Regions from separate parts of the Homo sapiens genome. Here region 2 is linked to region 1. The links are chromatin contacts, found by Hi-C or POLR2A ChIA-PET in ENCODE. All regions are on one chromosome and are shown on one strand. Each heading gives the region's core, a stretch centred on a gene start or an enhancer-like site at or near the end of the contact. The rest is flanking DNA. Distances are from core to core; before and after follow the strand shown. Region 1 overlaps COL28A1 (collagen type XXVIII alpha 1 chain). Region 2 holds the start of ICA1-AS1 (ICA1 antisense RNA 1).

What was found. A loop is a pair of places that touch in the nucleus more often than their neighbours do. ChIA-PET counts read pairs that join two places held with the same protein, here RNA polymerase II (POLR2A). Pooled maps may share reads with other maps.
Region 2: a loop to region 1 is called in a pooled map, with 2.2 times the contacts of the local background. The contact joins the promoter of ICA1-AS1 here to the enhancer-like site in region 1. A Hi-C loop is called at or near these places in 1 of 50 pooled maps. POLR2A ChIA-PET finds 5 or more read pairs at or near these places in 4 of 52 experiments (OCI-LY7, WTC11, activated naive CD8-positive, alpha-beta T cell and 1 more).

What each region holds. Positions count from the first base shown.
Region 1 is chr7:7,422,914-7,426,240 of GRCh38, reverse strand. The region is part of intron 25 of COL28A1 (collagen type XXVIII alpha 1 chain); the gene reads left to right. Among named protein-coding and RNA genes, the nearest start is that of COL28A1, 110 kb to the left of the region's middle. Within about 2 kb of position 1,645, at least 5 of the 41 ENCODE cell types and tissues checked have a DNase peak (open chromatin) inside an H3K27ac peak, as active enhancers do.
Region 2 is chr7:8,260,762-8,264,088 of GRCh38, reverse strand. It overlaps ICA1-AS1 (ICA1 antisense RNA 1), which reads right to left and starts at 1,864. Exons shown (of 6, transcript NR_125740.1): 1 at 1,670-1,864; 2 at 1,263-1,509. It overlaps ICA1 (islet cell autoantigen 1), which reads left to right and starts at 1,922. Exons shown (of 14, transcript NM_001136020.3): 1 at 1,922-1,995.

The DNA of each region.
Region 1 (3,327 bases), core at 396-2,895:
TATCATCACTTTGACTTCTACCTTATTTTAAAACCCAGTCATTCCTCAGTTTCATCATTTAGCAGAATCTTTAGAGTACCATTCCTTGGAACATCCTTAAGAGGCTGATTCTTTCACAGTGAATTTAATTTGCTTTTATTGTCCCCAAAGTAGAAAAAGCATGAAATCACTTTTGGAACAAGTATATCTTGCTTCCACCTTCTTCTCAAAGAGTGGCAGCAACTTAGCTGGCACAAAGGGAGAGAGTATGATTAAAGCCTCATTAGTGTGTGGGGGAGTAAGGGGGAGGAAAATAATCTAATGGGCTGATTATTTCCTCAAATATTATATTGATATTTTTAGAAAACTCATAAGGTATAATGGGTTGTTTCCTTGTCACTGCTCCACCTTGAAACCTTGCCACTTATTAGCTGTGTGACCTCAGCAAGTCGTTTAGTCTCCCTGAGGCTTAGCATTCTTATCTGTGATTTGGGATAATAATGCCTACTTCACAGGTTTATTATGATAAATTAATAGACTAATGTATGTAAAACATCTTTATGAATCCTAACAAATTCAAATATAATTAGTGGTAGTAGCCATTTTATGCATCACGCTGCCAAATCACACACATTGTAGGATGGATAAGAAGAGAGATTAAGAACTGGTATAGGTAGGAGATCTGGAATGAAGTCAATTAACACATTGGAGTAAACCGCAAAACCAAGGATTAGCAACGGAGGGAAAATGGGACGGGAAGACTTAGAGGGCTGGATTCTTGTGCAGGTCGTGTGGGACCTGTGTAATACAGGATGAATCTTATAATCCAGGATGTTCTTCTCCTTGAGAGGGTGTGACTGGCGATGTAGGGAAAGGACTTTTACAGTTTCACAGCCAAACAGCCGAGGTCTTTGCATTAAATGACAGCTGGAAGAAAGTCTATGGAAAAGTTAGCGTCTTGCATCTAGTCCCAGTCCACATCAAAATGGGAGATGGGTTCTGGAGTCATACCTGGGTTTGAATTGCTTCAGACTGCCTGGTTTTTGGCAAGTCATGTATCCTGCTGTAGCTCAGTTTCCTTATCTGTAAAATGGAATAAGTTGATGTTGATAAGATCAGGTAAGATAATGAATGAAAACTTCCTGCTGCATAATAAACTTAATAAGTATTATTTTTATTTATTATTTATTATAATAGTTTTAATATTAACCAAAGTGAAGATTTACTAATGAGAAAATGAATGAATGTGTTTGCTCTCCTCTTTCTTCTTTCATTTAAAAAGGGAAAGCTTCAATGTGTGAGTTTTAGAACCATCATAAGATGATGTGTATTTTTAAAGGAGTTAAAATTATCCACTCTGCAAGGTTATGGTCTAGGTGGTCTTCACTGAATCATTTGTTAAGTTCATATGCACAAATACTGCAGACAGTCCTGAATTTGGCCGTTTCCTGTGAAAATGAAAGTAGTATCTCCCATCTAGAATCCCTTTGGCGGGCCAAGAGGAAGTGGTATGCCATCTAAACAGTCCGTTATTCTTCTTTTGAGAGAGTGGGTGCAGGGGTTAGGGGTAAGGCTAAGACTGTCATCTTAGGAAAGTGATAGATGTTGTTACCAATGGCGACTCTAGAATTTGCTCGCACGTCTGTTCATTATCTCCTAATACAAGGGCTCCCTCTGCAGGCTCCAACAACCCTCAGCTGTTGCGTGGGAAGCTATGTCCAGCTATGCGACAACCTGTTGTAATTCCTTTATTTGTGAATATTGCTGTATCCACTGACAATAAACTGTGTATCTGAAAATATCACAGGTCAACGCACTTCTTAGGTACCTACGGTGCTGCCTTATGACAAAACCAGTGCCGTCAAATGGCCAAGCAAGACCTGTCCGCAATTCTCTTGCTCACATTTACCAGGTGTGGTGGCCTAACATGGACACACGGCCCATGGAACCACAAAAGATCATTTTCAAAGACCCCACCATAGTGGAGAGACACTACTTCTGTGGATTCTCAGATCATTAAATGCCTAATGTTCCCATCTATCAAAGTATGGTACATATACACTGAGGAACAACTCTCATGCCGTGTTACAGACCAATTCTAATATCTGCAGAACGTTAAGACTTGATTTAAAGTCTATTAGATTCACAAAAGCATTGCTATAAGTCATTATTTTCCCGTAGTTTGAAAGATACAAAAGATTATTTAGATATGTGAAACATAGCTATATGTCAACAATTATATGGATAAGGATGGACAGTTTGTTTTAGGTGAACACTGAAGGACCACAGATGACATGGAACACATCTTAAATTCATTGGCTGAGGCTGCGGGACAGAGAGAACAGTAAGGTATCTACAGGGTCAGCTGTCCTACTGCAGTTGGCCTTCAGATACTCCCAAAGGTTGAGGGTTAGGGGGACGTGAATAAGGGAGACTGTGAAGGAGAGAATGAATAGCAACACTGAGCATTGACAAGGCTGGCCTGAGGTAAACTATGGACCTATTTTAACTGCTTTTCCCGCTTGCTTTCCCATGTGTGGGTATTAGTGTAATTAATACTAGTTGAGGGGAGGTTTTAGCTAACATTCTCACACAAAAAAAATCATGAATTAAATACTACAGTGTCAAATTTTTTCTTAAAACATACTACTTTGTTAAAAAAAAATCTTGCCTTCTCTCCGTATCCCTATGTTAAAAAAAAAATTATGTAACATTTGGTACATCCCAAGAATACACACGACAGATGTAAATTCTAATGATGTTGAATCTACCTGTGTGCTCCTCCCCTTTGCCCAGTTTTAATATCTTTAAAATCATGAATTATTATTAAGGGGGTCTATTACAGCAACACTATCTCAGGTTCACTGGAGAGACTTTTGCTGGATATTGTTTATGGATTTTTAAAAATTGTATTAAAACAATTATGAAAATTAAGCATGCACAAAAGTGGAAAGACTAGTGAAATGAACTCTCATTTACATATCACACTTCCTTAACAATTATCAACACATAGTTGATCTTGTTTTAGCTATATTCTTCACTCCTCCCCTCACCACATTATCCTGAAGCAATCCTCAGACATCATCCATATAAAGCTTTAGCATTTGTCATTCAAATGTAAGAACTCTTTTTAAAAACTTGACTACAATACTATTATCAAACCTAAAACAAATGAACAATTCCTTAATATAGCAAATATCCAGCATTCACATTTCCAAGCTTGTCTTACCCATTTGCTGCAATTGGTTTGTTTGGATTGGGATCCAAATCATGCCCACACATTGCATTTGATTGAAATAGCTCTTAAATCTCTCTTAATCAAAGTAGACTCCTCCCTTGTTTTTAGCT
Region 2 (3,327 bases), core at 615-3,114, 840 kb before region 1:
TTAAATATTTGCCCCAAAGCCAGCCTTTGACCAATGGGGCTTCTGATTAAGTTTTCATGTAACTGGTAGAAAGGAGAACATTACAGAGTCAGGAAAAACTTTTCAGGTGATTTAGTCCTTTCTCAATGCTTCAATTAACTGATGATAACGCTCAGTCAACATTTATCGGGCACCTATGATGTTCATTACGGCACTTCATTCTGTTAAAGAATAATAATCTCTTTATCCTTTTAACTCCCGATAATAGCTTTTTACACATAAATTTACAGTTCTTGGAATCAATGTATCTTAACATATCTTAATCATCTTTCTTTTGTAAGGAAGACTTTCTCATTTTAAAGGCTTTGGGTTTTTTTTCTTACAGCAAAATCATTTGGCTTGCGTTGTTAACACGTTAGTTTGAATTTTTTTTTATAAAAGCCAAATATATATAAGCAATGCTTTTCTCTCTGAAAATTTCTCCTGAATCTTAGCTTTTCAACAATTTGCTATTTTGTAGACCATATTCATGATTTGTTTACTCATACACACTTACTAAGGAGATGTTTACTCAGCTCCAAAATTCGTGTTAAGACTAGGACAGGCTCAAATCTATGACAAACAGAATCCCCAAAGAATAACTTTAAAGGTTATGTAAATTTCTGGAGGTATCTTATTATCTTTCTATTAAAATGTCAACATATTCTATACTTTTTCTCCATCCATTCTGGCAAGACACCATGCTATCTTGAGATTAAGCTAAGTCTCCTGGTTCAGATTCAAATCCCTGCTCAATAATCTCTTTATGGCACTCTGGGCAGTGTCTTCATCTGTGAAATCGGGATAATGATTTTATCTACAGTATTGGGTTGCTGTAAGGATTAAATATAAAGCATACAGCATGTGCCGGACATAGAGCTAGCACTCCATCCATGTTAGCGCAGGATTTCTGATTCGTCAGCATCATTACTCAATAACTATCATTCGGCCCTTTTAAATTGTTTCAGCGACGACTGAATGAACTTATTTATAAATGTATAACATAACTAGGGATGAAGTCATACTACATTGAGGTTTCATTTCCACATAGATAATATTAGGAAGCAGCTATGCCAACACTTTTTCTTCCTGTGATCTGTATACTGCAGGGTCTCTAGAAACAATGGTTTGGTTCTTTCCTGGTGACAAAGGATAAGAGAAGATGAAACTGCTACAAATGGCAATAACTTAAAAATAAAAGATACAGAAATATATGGAAATGAAAAACATATACCTATACATACACAGCTGTTTTTAAAACATGACCTTTATTCTCGAAGCTCAAACTTGATTTCCAGGTACAGCAGGCCTCTGTAACTTTTCTTGGCAGTGAAGTCATGAAGTCTCCTGTCCTCTAAAGCTACAGAAATTTAACCTGGAAGCAAGCAGTAGGCACTACGCACAGCACAGAGGGAACCCTGGGGTGTACGCTGTGGCTCCCACCTGTCCGCCAGGTCATTGTGACGCAAACGCTATGGCCACGTGGAACACCTGCCGGAGAGCAGGGGCGGGGTCACTCTGGGCGGCGGATCCGAGCGGGGGATACCCCAGGAGATGGGGGTCGAGGAGAGACCCCGGGGAGTAGAGAGAGAGAAACTCACTCCCCGAGTCCCCGACCCTCCCCAAGCAAGGTGAGGTCAACGCCACCCACCTTCCCCCGGTCACCCTGGGAGGGGTCGCTCCGGCGGGCGTCTGCTGGAGGGTAGAAGCGGGGAAGGGAGGCAGCGGCGGCGCCCAGGCGGCGGTAGGTAGCCGGGCGGCGAGGGCGCCCGCACCCCCCGGCCGCTGCGCTGCGCTGCGGTGCGCACGGGCTCCGCCGGTTGCTATTCCGGCTGGTGGCGGCCGCCGCAGGAAGGGCCGGTTCCTGCGCTCCCCCCGCCCCTTTCCCTCGCCTTCGGCTGACGCTGACGTCGGATGAGTGATCCGGAGGGACGCTCCGACCGCGGCCGGGAGGCTCCTGGGGGCCGGGGCTCCGAGGTACCTGCCCTCCGGGGTCGGGGCGGGGGCGCGCCGGGCGGGCTGCAGGAAGCAGCAGGAGACGCCCGGCAGCCGGGACGGTCGGGGACGCCTGGTAGGAGCTGCCTTCTCTGCCCTCCGCGGGCGGCGCGTGATAGGCGAGTCGCCTCCTCGGGTCCCGGATCCCGGTGCGGGAACCGCATCAGCCCCTTCCCCTCCCCTCCTCCCTCCGGCCTGGGAAGGTCTGGAGGATGCGCGCGCCGTGAGAGCGTGCGTCAGCCCCGGGGGAGCGGTAGGGAAGCGTTCCGCGCTCCGGCCCCAGCGCTGGGAGCACCGGCACCCATGCCAGCCCACCCCACCCACCCACCGCGCGCCTCGCCTTCCCGGCGGCTCCGGCCCCAGGACCCCGAGCTCCCTGGTGGGCAGGGACTTGCGTCCAGGGTTGACTTGTTGACAAGTTCACCTGCCGCGGCGCCTGGTGTGTGCTTTTTCTCTTCCCCTCCGTGGCCCTTTTTTTGGCAGGGGCGGCAGAGAGCATATGGGTACCTCTTTATAACCACTAGTGCCAGGAGGCCTGAGCTTGGTCCCCCGGGGGCGAGGTGCTCAGCAGTCTCGGACTAGACGGGGCGAGAACCCCTAAGCAACCCCGGTTCCAGCAAACCCTGGCGCGCCCGTTTCCTTTGGGCGCTGCTGACTCCGCCTTTCCTGCTCCGGGGCTATTGCAGCTCCTGCTTCCTCTAGAAACGAACATATCCTGTTGTTATGTCTGCCTTTCCCCCAAAGCGGCTCTCCAGGAACCTTTCCCACTGTCTTTTTACTTGTAGTACCCCCAAAGCACCTGAGCTTCTCTTTGGGGTCTTAAAAGTATCGCGCCCTTATTCTGGCGAAGGGCATTAACTGCCTGGTTGGGGAGAGTTAGTTTGGAAAGAATCGCGTTCTCTTCATTTAGATGGCATTAAAAAATTAGCGCAAGAAAGGGTTTTGTTCATGAATCTTAGTAACCGAGATCTGGTAACGGTATAAAAATTATCAAGGCCTGGAAAATATGTCACCAGCTTGCTTGGGAGTGATACTGAATGTAGGAAGAAAGACACATAAGGCATTTATTGGCCATTAAGGTCCTATAAAATATGACTCATCGCAAACATGTTTTTGTCCATACGTTTCAGTGAAGTCTCTTCGGAAAATCTCAAATTGGTTTCTGTGGCCCTCTGGTTTGAATCTGAGATCTGAACTGTTCTGTGGTTAGGGAGTGAAATAAGAAATGCTTAGTTTGAAATCTAGGCTCCCGATGCAATTTCATACCCCCTGTTTAAAACACACACTCTCTAAAAATGCTTTTAAGTAAGTTTT